Linked DNA regions of Homo sapiens: regions 1, 2, 4 and 5 are each linked to region 3. The links are chromatin contacts, found by Hi-C or POLR2A ChIA-PET in ENCODE. All regions are on one chromosome and are shown on one strand. Each heading gives the region's core, a stretch centred on a gene start or an enhancer-like site at or near the end of the contact. The rest is flanking DNA. Distances are from core to core; before and after follow the strand shown. Region 1 holds the start of YBX1 (Y-box binding protein 1). Region 2 holds the start of ZNF691-DT (ZNF691 divergent transcript). Region 3 holds the start of IPO13 (importin 13). Region 4 holds the start of C1orf50 (chromosome 1 open reading frame 50). Region 5 holds the start of NASP (nuclear autoantigenic sperm protein).

Region 1 (2,805 bases), core at 213-2,712, 1.3 Mb after region 3:
AACGTTAACAATGTATAAATATCCGATGTCAGTGGATCACATTCTCAAATACCGAGTTCAATAAAGTAGAAAAAGATGACAAGGATAAAAATGTACTGGACCGTAGTTTCCCGTTTACCCTGTTAAGGAATGGCTCATTCACTCCGCTTGCCTTTTGAATTGCTTTGTACTGTGACGAAGCCTTTTAAGTTAGCTTCAAATTAATATTTAGCTGCAAAACAAAGGCATTCTCTAGATCCACTAATCCCTAATCAAGGAAAACAACAACAACAAAAAATCATACTAATACACCAGAGGTAGTAAACGCCTTTCAGAACAGAGCTGTGGATTGGGGCTTCCCAAGCCCCGAGAAGCCGACAGAGCAGGAAGCAAGCAAGAAGGTGGGATGGAGGCTTCAGAGCCCGGCAGCTCACCTGTTGATGAAACCATATCCGTTCCTTACATTGAACCATTTTACTGTTCCCAAAACCTTCGTTGCTGGAAAAGAAAACAAAGCAAAACAAGCCACGATTACCAGCTATCCTTTTCCAAATCCGCCCGGCTTGGGCATCCGGTCCCTCGCACGCCGGCCGCCGCGGCCACCTGACAGCCCTTTCTCTCCACCGCCCGGGTGCGGGGCCACGCAGTCGCCGCCGCCGCCGCACACGTGGGTGAGTCTGAAGCGCGGGGCGCTCCAGGGCAGGCCCGGGGCGCGGGCCCCAGGATGGGTGTGTGCGCAGGCCGCGGACGGAGAGCACGTGAGGGAAGGGGAAGCCGCTCCGGCCTGCGTAGGCGGTGCGCCGCGCCCTCCGAGCACACGCGGAAGGGAGCTGGGTGGGGGTGACGCGAACAACGGCGTGCGGGCCCGAGCGCACGAGGCCGGTCGGCGGGGAGGGGACCCCGTCGCACACGCGGTCGGCGGCGCGCGGCCGCAGGGGGAGGGGCGCGCGGCCGCGCGGGGTCCACAGGGGGCGCGGGAGGCAGTGCGCGCGCGCCTGCCGGGCGGGTCCCCGCGAGAGGGAGTGAGGGGGGGACGGGGGGGATGGGCGGCCGCGCGCCGCGGAGTCGGTGCCCACCGGCCGCGCGCCCGCCGGCTCGCCCAGCTCCGGCTAACGGTTCCGCTGCTGGGCTGCCCGAGGGCCCCACCCCCGTCCCTGTCCGGTCCTCACCGATGACCTTCTTGTCCCCGCCGGCAGGCGCCGCCGATGTGAGGCCGCCCGGGCCACCGCTCCCTGCGCCGCTGCCCGTAGTGCCGGGCTTGGTGTCGGCGGCGCTGAGGGCGGGGGCGGCGGGGGGGGCGGCGGGCGGCTGCTGGGTCTCGGCCTCGCTGCTCATGGTTGCGGTGATGGTGACTGGGGCCGGCTGCGGCAGCTGCGGCTCCTCCCGGGGTGTGATGGTAACTAGGCCGGCGGCGGCGGTGGGGCTGCTCAGGGCTCTCTGGGGTCCGCTCTCCGCTCCCGCTACCGATCGAACTAGCGAGAATGGCGGGACAGGCGGGATAAGCCCTACGAGCGACCCGCCCTAGGCGTTGTTCACTGGCCAGTGGTACTGTCAATCTGCCCACCTGACCCCAATCCCTAGCTTCTATTGGCTAATATTTTATCAGTCCTCCATTCTCATTGGACCTTTGGCGGCTAATTCAGTCGACCTACAACCGTTCCTGCCTCCGCCGGCCGCCATAGAGACCGGAACTAGAATTAGAGTAGTCGGCCACGAAAACCATAGAGTACCCGAGAGGACGGGCAGAAGGAACGTGACTTCCACGAGGCAGCCGCCGGGCTGGCGGGCCCCACGTTCAGGGTTGTGTCTCGGCTGAAAAAAAGGCACGCCCGAACGCTGGGCAGGGATTACCCGGCCGGACCCGGGATTGGAAGGGGGCTCGAAGACGCCTTAGCCCCCCGTGAAGAAAAGGCTTCCCTCCCTCCCAGCTCCAAATACGGTCCCTGTGATCTGAGAACATTACGGCGGGCATAGAGTCGTCTTTTCTTTAATGGCCGTGTAGTCGCGGCACAGCCGAGGGTTTCTGGAATTGCCTTAAACGTATGCGTTTGAAGAGCGTACCCTTTTGTCGGAGCAGTCACCTTGGAGGGACCACGCAGGCTATGGCAGCCCGGGTTCAGCATGTTTAGGGCGAGGGTGTGCTCCATGGGGACCTGCCTTCTGATCCGTTTTACCAGGCATATATTTAAAAAAATGTGTCTTCCTTTCCAAGTATTCACATCTTTTTCTACTGACCACAAATCAGATTTAATTCAACTCACATTTATTGAACAAGCTAGCCTGTTTTGTTTTTTCACTTTATTCCTGCAACAGCCACGTGATAGAGGGATTACTATCCACGTTTCACAAACGATAAAATTGAGGCTGCCACCTGATGTTACTGAAGTCCTCCACCCACCTTCTTTCGTTCTTTTTTAAGCGTCTACTATCGGCTGGGGATGGAATAGTTCGCGAGTCAGTTTCTGCCTTCTGATGGAGGCAGAAATTTAAACAGCCAACACGGTAAATACTCCAGAGCTGCAAAACCACGAAGTATTTTGGGAGTGGAAGCAGGGAGAAGGTGGAGGGCTGACTTTCCGCGCACAGGGTACAGGCGAGAAGAGGTGAGATCTCGGGAAATGCAGTCAAGTAGTTCAGTAAGACTCGAATGTGACATTGGGTTGCAGAGGTGGGCAGTCACTTAGGTATATTTAATTGGAAATATATCCTGAGGGGAAGAGTGAGAAGAGCAATTTTAGAGTCATAAGTAGGGAGGGGCATCTTTTTAAAAATGGCTGCGGAGTGGAGAATGGGTTGCAGAGGGGCAAGGAATGGAAGTAGAGAAAG
Region 2 (2,700 bases), core at 190-2,689, 1.1 Mb after region 3:
TTTTAGAGATGAGAAAGCTGAGGCTCAGAGAAATTAAGTATCTTGCCCAAGGGCACACAGCAAGTAAGTGGCAGAACTGGGGCCTATGCCCATCACTTCAAAGTCAGTGCTTTTAACCATTATACTATTACTGAAGGAAAAAAGGAGAGAAGACGGGAAGGAAGGAAATAAAAACAGTACCACTGAAGTTCACATGATACAGATGTATCTCCCTGATGAAATCAGGGCTGAGAAGTTTCAAGGAGGAGTAGGTATTTGACCTAAGGTTTGCAGGATGGGTAAGACTGGGACTTGCAGAGATAAAGAGGCAACTACCTACTGAGAAGACAGTGCAGCTGAAGTACAGAGGCACTTTCATATCACACTGCAGAGATCTGGGGGGAAAAGGGGTCTATTGGGCTTTGTCTTCCTGGTGGCTCAGCTGCACAGAGAGAAGCAACGGTGGAAGGGGCTGAGAAGTGGAGGAGGGGCCAGGTCTAAGAAGTTAAGAGCCAAGAAGATGGGGCTAGTGATCACAGATGATGAAGGTGAAGCGCCTAGGTTAAAGGCAAGGGGCCAAGCCATAGTGCGGTATGGAGGTCCGAAGTTACAGGTCTTTGGGGCCAAGTCAAGGGCTGCAGGGAGGAAGAGGAGAGAGGAGCTATGAAAGACCAAGAGCAAGGTGCTAACAGGGTAATTGTACAGGGAAGCTAGATAACGGGTCAGAGATACAGGAGGACCAAGGAAGTCAGAGGGTCGCAGGAGACGGTCAGGGAAGAGGAAGCAAAGGCTGCCAGAAGTGTCACAGGCCAGGGCCCAAGAGCTGAGTTGTGTGTTGCGGGGCGGGGAGAAGCCAATGGCGGAGGTCCAAGGGTACAAGAGCTGGTTTCAGAGATTGCCGGCGGGCTTGGGGCCAGAGAGGTGGGAGAGGAGGAGGGGCTGATCCTAAACGTATGGTCAGCGGCAGGAAGGCTGTATACTCAAACCCAACAGAAGGGCCGGGGAATGGGTTGGGGACAGCCACCTGGCTGCGTGGGCCGGGGGCCAGGGCGAGGGTCGCGGCGGAGGGACCACAAGGCCCCTTGGCTTCCCACTCGGTCCAGGGAGCAAAGCAGCAGCATCCAGATCCTCGGTGAGAGGGAAGTGGCCGTGTACAGAGTTTCCCGCGAAGTCGTGTCCGCCTCCCCCCGCGACCTCGGGCCCAACCCGGACCCACCTCGCTCCCGCCGCTCGATCAGGGACAGCGCCGCCTCTGTAGGCGAGGGAAGGAGCTGGAGCCGGAGCCGGAACCCAGGAAGGATCCGCCCTACTACTCCAGGATTGGTTTCTTGGGATAATTCTTTATTTCCATTGGCTACCATGACTGCCACAACGCAAGCGACCTGGCAGGACCACCAATAAGCTTTGACCGCTGGCGTGGCATGCTGGGAGTTGTAGTCCTAAGGAAGCGCGTAGACTCAGAGAAAACTTGCGAAGTTTAGGATGGAGCTGAAGAGACTGGGTTCCGTCCTACGGTGGGATTTCTTTCCGTGCTCGCGCGTTCAGCCCCAAGTCTCAGGGCCACTCGTCTGGGAAGTTGTAGAATCTGTATAGCCAACCTACACAACCTCCAAGGGGGCAAGTACTCAAATTTCCTTCTTTACTTTGAGTTGGTAATCCTTGACCGTCCTGTAGACGTCCAACGAAGCCTAGAGTCTGGCACCTCACTCAAGGTTTATAACTTAAAATCAAAGGAGGGTAGAGCTGGAAGGGAGTTTAAAGATAAAATAACCCAATCTCCTTATCGGAGAAGCTAAAAGTACCCTGTTCAAGGATCAACCTCCAGGTCTTCCAGCCCCCCTGAGCAGGGATTTTCCCGGGTTCCGCGTGCATCCCTAATTAAGCCTGACACGTGTTCGTCAATCCAGACACAACAAGATCACCAAAGTATCCAGGACTAGGTCTTTTTTTTCAGGTTTTATTTTTTAAAATAATAAAAGGCTAATGAAATACGTAAACTACAGGCTTCTCGTATCTGCACAATGTTTCAGTGCAAAGAACAAGGAGCATTGCCTTCAGAGCTAGATAAACCAAGTATAAAACTCTGGCTCTACCACCTAGCCATTTGGAGTACCAACTCCCTCCCCCATAAAATCCCTGGCAGAATTACTGTGAGGATATTATATATACATACATATATTCTCATGCATGTGTATGTGTATACATATATACATATATATGTATGTATGTTTTATATAGTTGTAAGGTTATAATACATACATATATTGAGGTTATTTCTTGATGACATTAATATTCAAATCAGTAGACTGATATGTATGTACATATATACATGTATAATACACATACATGTGTATATACATATACTAATGTATACATGTGTATATACATGCATACATGTGTGAATATGTATTATACATACATATGTATATATGTGTATACATATACACGTGCATACATGCTAAATACATATACATATATATACACCTATGTAGTACAGATATGTATATACACATACATGTATACATGTGTATATGTGTATGTATGCATATGTGTGTGTATATTATATGTATATTCATGTATGTATGTGTATATGTATGCATGTATTCTGCCTCCACAAGCTGACAATGTGAGTTAGTTTTAAGATTGGGATATTCAGGAATGCATGTTTGGAACTGAATATGGTTGAGTGAAATATGTGTGCCTTATGAACACTATTTGTTT
Region 3 (2,726 bases), core at 224-2,723:
CCATCTCCCCATTCATCCCAGGGTGCATGCATTCCTGCATTTCAAGTTGTAGGGAGCAGATACAGAAAAGAACCAAAGAGGCAGTTCAGAAAGATGGGCTGGGCAGTCGGGGAGCCTGGGAGGGCCATGGCAGGGAGCTATGTGGGCAGGCGAGTAGGGAGGAGCCCTGTAAGGCTCCCAGCAGGGCCAGGACCCTTGGACTCAGCACAAAACAAAGGGAGACAGCCCCAGGCCTGCCTGCTCAGGACTGGTCTGGCTTCCATCCAATAAAGGAAGGACCCTTCTCCAAAGAGTCAAAACAACCCAGATTGTTTTAGTTCCAGATTATTTTCTGAGCCCTTGGCTCAACAAAACCAGGTCCAGGATGGTTTGGCATCAGTATAATTCCAGGAGACTGAGCTGCAGGTCTCCTGGGTTCCCAGTTTCCTACTGCACTGCTCATGCAGTTCCCATGGAGCTGGAACATAGCCAGTCTGGACGGAAGGCTAAGTCACAGCACCCTGAAGGGACCATCCCAAGACCCTAGAGTATCTATCCACAGGGGACCTGCCTGTAAGGAAAGACAAAAATAGCCCATTAGGGCACTGCAATACTGCCTGCCCAGAAAGAGAGCAAATGCCAGGTGCTCTGGGGGCACCATACCAGCGGGCACCCAGCCCAGGCCTGAGCTCTGCCATCAGTGACAGTCCCCAGAACTTCTGCTCTGTCACTGGAGTGCCCACCCCAGAGCCCTCATACCTTCTCCACGTTCTCCACAGTGAAGTCCAAGGCTGGTGCTGCTCCAGCCCCTGCAGCCCCCGGCTGCTCCTCCCGCCGCTCCATCTTTGCTCCCTCCCTGGCAGGGAGGTGGGCCCTGATCTGTCTCCTGCCCCAGCCCCTTGGCTGCTGGCCCCCTGCTAGACCCCGGCTTGGGTGCCCAGGGAGTGGTGGGGTGAGGGGGGGCCCAGGGCGGGCATGGCTGCCGAGGCCTCCCCACCTCGTTTGGGGGTGGGAGGCTTGCCAGAGACCAAAATTGGTGCTCTTAGGAGACCCAATGAAGGGGACTCCGAGGAGGGAGCCGTCAGTGAGGAGCTCTCAGGCGGGGATCCTAGTGGCAGGTAACAGCTCTGTCCCCAGAATCTGTGTGGAGGGAGTCACAGGGGAGGGAGGCCTGCGGGGGAAACCGAGTCCCTGGCTCTTGAGGGGTCACAGGGTCGATGGCCTGTACCCACAACACCCCCGCCTGGGTGAGCTCTCGGCTGCTATGAACAGGTCATGGGGCTGGAGGGTCACGGGAGAGAGAGAGCCCTTCGTGGTTACGGAGGCGTCCAACGAAGCGCGGAGATGCAGCTCCGCTAGTCTAGGGCGAAGAGTCCGTGGAGTTGAGGGGCTGTGGCAGGTCCCTTCCGTTCGGCCTGGCCCGCGCTGTGCTCAACGCCCGGCTACAGCCCCGCTACAGCCGCTGCCTCCGCCCCAGTGACTGACAAGACAAGCCAGGCCGGCCGGGACGGGGCAGGGACCTCGGCAAGGCGCGGGCTGCCCCGAGCGCCTGTCCCCGGCACCTCCAACTCAGGCCCCCACTCCTGCCAGTTCTGGCTCGGCACGGCCCGGTACAGGCCGGCACGGCCCAGCGGAACTGCGCGGAAACTCATTCCGGGTCCTTAGCCCTGTCCTCGCGCCAGCTCGCACTCCCCTGAGCAGGCGGTGGAGCGGCTCGCCGCCCCAGGCCGCGGCCGAGTCTAGGCCCCGCCGCTGTTCACCCTGGGAAATGTAGTCCGTGTTGCGCCTAGCCGGAAGGCGGCGCCCTGCGGAGGAGGCCGGGAGCACGTGGGTTGGGGACCTGCAGAGCCCCGCCTGTCCTCGGCCTACCGCGGCGAGCAGGCATTCCGGGTCAGACCGGCGCGGGGCGCTGCGGCCCAACTCCTTAGTAGGACGACGTGACTCGAGGGGCCGGAGGACGGAGGTGGGAGCCCGGGCTAGAGGGTGGAGGCTGGGGAGGTTGCCTGGTCACTCTGGCGCTCCGCTGCCGGGGGCATCCTCCGGCCCAGCAAAGGTGCAGCCTGGGAAGAAGGCGTCAGCACCACCCAGAGAAGAGGAGAGGGGACTTGGCACGCCTCAGGAAGGAAAAAAGGAAGGCTCTCGGGACCACCCAATAAGCAACCGGGAAACCACATACCATGGACAGTGCTCGGGGAATTTCGTAAGGTTTTTGGAAGTAACTTTATGTGTAACTAGAGTAAGAGTAGCTTACATTTAAGTGCTAGGAGCAGGACTTTGCTTACCTTAGGTTCAGTTTTCTTAATAGCTCTGAGGTGGATATTTTTATTCATCATTTTCAGATGAGATGAGGAAATCGAGCTTGGGGAAAGTTAGGCTTATCTTGCCCCTGGCACACAGACAGGGTGGCAGACCATGCCATAGATCTGGTCTGCCACAGGCCCCGGTAGTTCCTGCCTGTCACCCCTCCAGTTGTATTTTATTGTTTATTAACTCCTGCCAGCTACCCTAGCAGGGAAGAGGAAAAAATTAAAAGTGCAAAGAGCTCCGTAGTTTTGTTCAAATGGAGGAAGCTGGCATTGGAAGCTGGCATTGGCAGCAGCTGCTGAGGCCTGAGAAGGTCCATGAAGGCTTCCCTGAGAAGAGAAACTTGATCTGAGCTTGAAGAATAGAGAGCCTGGGAAGGAGAGGGGCCCATTTAGCTGGTAAGCAAAATCCAGTAGGACTCTAAGTCATTCAGCAAGTCTTCA
Region 4 (2,700 bases), core at 131-2,630, 1.2 Mb after region 3:
GAAAGCCAAGTTTTGAATTAAAGGAGCTTTCTGCGTATCTGAATTTTTCTTAATTTTAAAAAAAAAAGGATTCGAAGGATTTCTAGGATCATTGAAAAAAAAAGAGATGTGAGGGAATTTGAGCACATTAAATAATTTTGGGCAAAGCAAAGACCCTGGAACATAATCAAGGCCAAATCTGATAGTGTATACAGGGATAAGGGGCCATGATAATCTTTAAAACAGCAGGACCCTCCATCTGTGGACACTGAAGAGGGTGTACAACTGGAAGTCTTGATAAGAGATAAGAAGGAATCTGGTTTTTCATTGAATAATGACAAAACTTTAGATCTTGGAGCTCTACTACTTCAAACCTTTCACTTCACAGATAAAATAGTTGAGGTCCAGAGAGAAGTAATCTGCCTTAAGTCGCACTGCAAGTTAGTATCAAAAGTGGGATTAATACTCATGTGTCCAAACTTCCAGTGTTTTTTCCATTATTTCACATTTCCTCCTTATTTGACTTATTTTGGCCATCCATATATAAACACTGGGCTTGGGAATACTGTGTTTAATGAGGACTAAACTTGGAGTCCTTGCCCTGCTAGAAGATGTTTAAACTCTCAGGTAACAAAGATCTTATGGGAAGCAGCTTAAAATAAGCGGACCTTGAAACTTCCCGAAGAACTTTTCTTTGTGTCAAATGGGAAGAATAACTCTGTACTGCCTACCTCACAAGGCTGTCCTAAGGTGCAAATGAAATAATGAACACTAAAGTGTTGTGTAAACCTTCCCACGAAGGAAGATTATGGGCACTCAAGTTGCAGTTAGAGGAACCTTTGGTCCCAGAAGGTCATTCGAATCAGGCCACCGACTCACAATGACAGTCGGCTTTACTCGTCTGTAAAATGGAGACAAGAGCAAATGCCACCCCCACCATAGGTGGTAGTGAGGTCTGAGCCGAAAGACGCAGAGTACAACGTGAACGAAGATGGTTATTCGCTGCCCCGGCCGCGCCTCCTCACCTTCTGCACCTGCTCTGCGAGCGCCACGAGGTCTAAGGGGTCCCCGGCCCGGTGGGTGTGGTAGGGGCTCACCAGGGCCAGGCCGCCGGGGGTCGGGGTGAGCTCCACCAGGGCTCCTGCGACACACACCCAGGAACACAAGCCGTGAGCTCCCGCCGTCGGCCTCCCGCGGAGCCCCGAGACCGGCTGCCTCGCGGGAGCTGACTTCCCCCTGCTGACTCCCGCCCCGCATACCTCCCTGGCCTGCAGCTGGCGGCGCTCCTTGCCTTTCAAGGACCCCCTCGGTCCGCCCCGGCGCGGCGGCGTCCTCCATGACAGCGCCTTATCCTCCCCACTCCCTGGGCTGTGCGAGTAGGAAGAGCCTGCGCATAAAGGCGCGTGGGCGGAGCTTCCGTCTTTCTTGTCTACTGGGCGTCAGTTCGACTGAGCAAGGCCTGAGCTCGGAGGCGGGGCTCCGGCTGACGCGCCGGGATTCGCTGAGGGCCGGTGGGGGGATCCGGGCTGACTGAAAGGAAAAGAGGCGGTGCAAGCCTCGTGGGCATGCGCCGCCCGGCTTGGAAGGTGGGGCTTCGCCCGGGGGCGGGCCTTCGCCGGGGGTAGGACTCCGGCCTTGGTGGCGGGTGGCTGGCGGTTCCGTTAGGTCTGAGGGAGCGATGGCGGTACGCGCGTTGAAGCTGCTGACCACACTGCTGGCTGTCGTGGCCGCTGCCTCCCAAGCCGAGGTCGAGTCCGAGGCAGGATGGGGCATGGTGACGCCTGATCTGCTCTTCGCCGAGGGGACCGCAGCCTACGCGCGCGGGGACTGGCCCGGGGTGGTCCTGAGCATGGAACGGGCGCTGCGCTCCCGGGCAGCCCTCCGCGCCCTTCGCCTGCGCTGCCGCACCCAGTGTGCCGCCGACTTCCCGTGGGAGCTGGACCCCGACTGGTCCCCCAGCCCGGCCCAGGCCTCGGGCGCCGCCGCCCTGCGCGACCTGAGCTTCTTCGGGGGCCTTCTGCGTCGCGCTGCCTGCCTGCGCCGCTGCCTCGGGCCGCCGGCCGCCCACTCGCTCAGCGAAGAGATGGAGCTGGAGTTCCGCAAGCGGAGCCCCTACAACTACCTGCAGGTCGCCTACTTCAAGGTGCAGACCTGCCTGGAACCAGGCGGCCGGGGTCCTTCTGGGGAGAGGAGTGTTGCAGGGGACCTGAGGAGCTTGGGGGATCGGGGAAGTGTCCGCAGGGAGGGGAAAGTGGCCTCCTGGCTGGGGAGCTCTCCTCGGAGCCGGGGAGAGCTGCTCCCTGGCAGGAGACCTTCCTCGCCCAGTTCGCATGGGCAGATGCTAACCCCAAAGGTCCAGCCTGGGGTTAGGGCACAGGCCAAGCAAAACTCATGGCCATTTTGTTCCCTGGGAAATCTCCTGGAAGGAATTAAAGCGGCAGTTTGGGTCTCCCATTCTGATGTCATTGTAAGTGTCCGAGTGAGAAGCTAGTAGCGGTCTACAATATCTCCCTTCCGGTTGGTTTTCCAGTGGTGCTTTTCCTGCTGTTTGATTCAGCAGCTCTCTTTCAGGATGTGAGGTTGCCACGTCGCCAGCAGGGGCTGCCTGGCCCTTTCTGTGTGTGTGTGGGGGCGGGGGGGGGACCCTCTGGCTAGTCTGCCAGGTTTACAAAGAAAATGAGTATTTTTCGGAATGCCAGAGTGCCATGTGTCCAAGTGTAC
Region 5 (2,764 bases), core at 6-2,505, 1.6 Mb before region 3:
ACTAACCTCTAAAGCGCACAAGATTAGAAAAAAAAATAGAACCAGATGCCTAAAAAAATATGGCAAGATTGGGAAATCAGACCTACTGTATGGGAAACAGCACTTGTTTCCTTGAACTCGTGTAGTGTTTCCCTCCACTGTTCAAAAAACAGATTACGCCTGAGTGGCACTGTGCCGCTTTCAAAACAATCCTATCTTGTTTCCCTCCAGTCCTTCTCCACTTCGTGCATACTACTGCCGATTCACCTAGCAACCAAACAGTGCTGGTGAGAGCTCCAGACAGCGCTTCCTGAAGACGCTTTACGTCCGGTAATGTTCCCCCCAAACAGACACCACCTCCAAAGTCTAAAGAACGACAATCCTCCCCACCACAGGCAGGGGCTCACGGAGTCGCGGGGAGCGATAACTATCTCCCAGCACAAGACGTGAGCGAGGTGTCGGGGGGAACTAGCCTCGCCGGCCCCACGGAGATAGTCCAAAGCTCCTGCTGGAGCCGCAGCGGCCCCAAACAATGGAGTTTTCCCGCCTCCTCAAGGCCCCGCCCCCTGCCCCAGGGCCGGCGAGGGAAGCGAACGCACGCGCGCAAAACCCCGCCCTCAGCAAGGCCCCGCCCACCCCGACCCCTCAGGTCCAGCCTCCTTCCTCGTGCAAGGTTTTTTTTCCCTTTTGGCGCCAAATCTTCGTTGGTTATATTCCCGGGTTATCCAGGGGTTCTACCAGAGGCACACGCTGGGGACAGAAGGGGCGTGAAGGCCAACCCGCGCGCCAGGGCCCCGCCTCCCGGCCAACCGCCCCGGGCTGGGGGAGGAAGGAGAGGGGCAGGCGAAGGATACAGCCGCCGCTGCCCCCGGCAAGATGGCGGCCGCGAAAAGCGGGGCAGGGGGCGCCAGCCGACCGCCGTTACCGCTGCTGCGCGAGGCTCTCAGCAAAAGAAGGACTGCTCCAGTGACCAGGCCTTCCCGAACAGCGACAGCTGCTCTTGGGAAGGCAAGTACTCCCGCCCACCGGTCTGCCCCTTCTCCGGAGCCCCCGTCCATTAGCCCTCCCCGCGGACTGGCCAGTGCCTTAAGCTTTCCACAGTCCCGCTTACTTGTCGGCAGAAACCAGCTCCGCGGCGACGGCGGCAGTGGCTGTGGACTCCATGGCCATCGTTCCCCTGAGGTGGCGAACCAGCGAACGGAATAGAGCCTGCGAGAAAAACAGGCAATTTGGGACGCCAGAGACTCACTCAGGGACAGAAAATGGCAGATTAGAGACCCCGCGCGGCCGGGGCCCTTTTATATACGAGGACCCTTCGCCCCGCCCATCCACTTCCGGATCCTCCCCCTCGGGTTTAAAGGGCCAGGACTCACCACCCATACCCTCCGTCCCCCGCCGGCCTACCACTATCTAGACACCTCCTGCCCTCTCCATATGGCTCCGCGGGATTGTTTCCCTCCCTAGCCCGACTTCTCCAATAAACAGCAACTTCCTGCTTCTCCAGCAAGTCGCATAAGAAGAACTGGAATCTTGACACTACAACTCCTGACAGGACGCCCCTGCGGCATCCAGAGACAGGGAAGCCAGTGCTGCTCTGCATGTTCAGGGCGAGTAGCTGAGAGTCTCCTTCCGGCCTGGATACTGAGGAAGGTGACTTAGACTTTCTCTCCGTCCTCTGAGTCGTAACGGACGGACACGCAAGGGCCGAGGACGGGTACAAGCAGCAGCGACTAGAACTGATCTGGGTGAGATCTAGGCCTCAGCAACAACTGACGCAAAAAGATTTTGTTCTAGGATTGGCTACAGCTGAAACTACCGCGCTTGATTCAAAGCTCGGGGCTTGCAGCGGGAGGCAGCTGGCTCCTCCCTCTGAACCCGCCCCCTTTGGCTGGCCCAATCCGCTGATCCCATCCTCTTAGGCCCTGCCCAGACTCCAAATCTACCAGAATTAATGCTCCCAGCGCTGTTTGTCCACTCCTGCCTATGATTTGCTGTGTGACTACTACTCGTGGGGGTACCGTGATTAGACGCTTTAAAGCTATTAGCTATCTTGTTTAATATTAACAATGCTACTAGTGAGATCAGTGTTAGTCTGTTTCTTAGAAAAATAAACCAAGGGGCCGGACGCGGTGGCTCACGCCTGTAATCCCAGCACTTTGGGAGGCCTAGGCTGGTGGATCACGAGGTCAGGAGTTCAAGACCAGCCTGGCCAAGATGGTGAGACCCCCCCGTCTCTACTAAAAAATACAAAAATTAGCCGGGCGTGGTGGCGGGCGCCTGTAATCCCAGCTACTCGGGAGGCTGAGGTAGGAGAATACTAGAACCCGGAAGGCAGAGGTTGCAGTGAGCCGAGAGCTCGCCACTGCACTCCAGCCTGGGCAACAGAGCGAAACTCCGTCTCAAAAATAAATAAATAAATAGGCCAAGGTTCCAACCTGGCCAACATGGTGAAACCCCGTCTCTACTAAAAATACGAAAATTAGCCAGGTGTGGTGGCAGGCTCCTGTAATCCCAGCTACTCGGGAGGCTAAGGCAGGAGAATCACTTGAACCCGGGAGGCAAAGGTTGCAGTGAGCCGAGATCTCGCCACTGCACTGCAGCCTGGGCAACAGAGCGAGACTCCGTCTCAAAAAAAAAAAAAAGGGGAAGCTGTGACTTGTTCAGAAAGTTGCAAGACAAATCAGTTATGGAAAGCAGTGTGCCTCATTTCCTGCAAATGGCTGAGTGAAAAATAACTGGCAGGCTAAAAAGCTGCAATTCCTCACACCTGGAGTATCATCCATTC

The links. Hi-C counts contacts between places; a loop is a spot of excess contacts on that map. ChIA-PET counts read pairs that join two places held with the same protein, here RNA polymerase II (POLR2A). Pooled maps may share reads with other maps.
Region 1: a map of CD8-positive, alpha-beta T cell shows a loop between it and region 3 (22-fold over the local background). The contact joins the promoter of YBX1 here to the promoter of IPO13 in region 3. A Hi-C loop is called at or near these places in 2 of 168 maps with a recorded cell type or tissue (CD8-positive, alpha-beta T cell and naive thymus-derived CD4-positive, alpha-beta T cell) and 9 of 50 pooled maps.
Region 2: a loop to region 3 is called in a pooled map, with 14 times the contacts of the local background. The contact joins the promoter of ZNF691-DT here to the promoter of IPO13 in region 3. A Hi-C loop is called at or near these places in 1 of 168 maps with a recorded cell type or tissue (breast epithelium), 1 of 37 single-sample maps with no recorded cell type and 9 of 50 pooled maps.
Region 4: a loop to region 3 is called in a map of B cell, with 7 times the contacts of the local background. The contact joins the promoter of C1orf50 here to the promoter of IPO13 in region 3. A Hi-C loop is called at or near these places in 1 of 168 maps with a recorded cell type or tissue (B cell) and 8 of 50 pooled maps. POLR2A ChIA-PET finds 5 or more read pairs at or near these places in 3 of 52 experiments (A673, CD8-positive, alpha-beta memory T cell and activated T-cell).
Region 5: a pooled map shows a loop between it and region 3 (12-fold over the local background). The contact joins the promoter of NASP here to the promoter of IPO13 in region 3. A Hi-C loop is called at or near these places in 4 of 50 pooled maps.

Annotation. Positions count from the first base shown.
Region 1 is chr1:42,681,075-42,683,879 of GRCh38, reverse strand. YBX1 (Y-box binding protein 1) reads right to left here and starts at 1,462. Exons shown (of 8, transcript NM_004559.5): 1 at 1,149-1,462; 2 at 414-477. The coding sequence starts at 1,314. It also overlaps a transcript of PPIH not described here. RefSeq lists silencers at 557-706, 817-926, 1,117-1,316 and an enhancer at 1,757-1,806.
Region 2 is chr1:42,845,153-42,847,852 of GRCh38, reverse strand. ZNF691-DT (ZNF691 divergent transcript) reads left to right here and starts at 1,439. Exons shown (of 5, transcript NR_186083.1): 1 at 1,439-1,596. It overlaps ZNF691 (zinc finger protein 691), which reads right to left and starts at 1,240. Exons shown (of 4, transcript NM_001242739.2): 1 at 1,196-1,240. RefSeq lists enhancers at 1,204-1,273, 1,434-1,703.
Region 3 is chr1:43,945,697-43,948,422 of GRCh38, reverse strand. It overlaps IPO13 (importin 13), which reads right to left and starts at 1,473. Exons shown (of 20, transcript NM_014652.4): 1 at 739-1,473. The coding sequence starts at 822. LOC101929609 (a long non-coding RNA gene) reads left to right here and starts at 1,824. Exons shown (of 2, transcript NR_188535.1): 1 at 1,824-1,942. RefSeq lists a silencer at 1,428-1,677.
Region 4 is chr1:42,765,929-42,768,628 of GRCh38, reverse strand. C1orf50 (chromosome 1 open reading frame 50) reads right to left here and starts at 1,380. Exons shown (of 5, transcript NM_024097.4): 1 at 1,239-1,380; 2 at 1,005-1,120. The coding sequence starts at 1,317. P3H1 (prolyl 3-hydroxylase 1) reads left to right here and starts at 1,601. Exons shown (of 15, transcript NM_022356.4): 1 at 1,601-2,122. The coding sequence starts at 1,658. RefSeq lists silencers at 1,093-1,232, 1,853-1,962 and an enhancer at 2,223-2,342.
Region 5 is chr1:45,582,532-45,585,295 of GRCh38, reverse strand. It overlaps NASP (nuclear autoantigenic sperm protein), which reads right to left and starts at 1,255. Exons shown (of 15, transcript NM_002482.4): 1 at 1,091-1,255. The coding sequence starts at 1,149. RefSeq lists silencers at 560-859, 1,770-1,829 and enhancers at 1,360-1,669, 2,120-2,179, 2,590-2,639.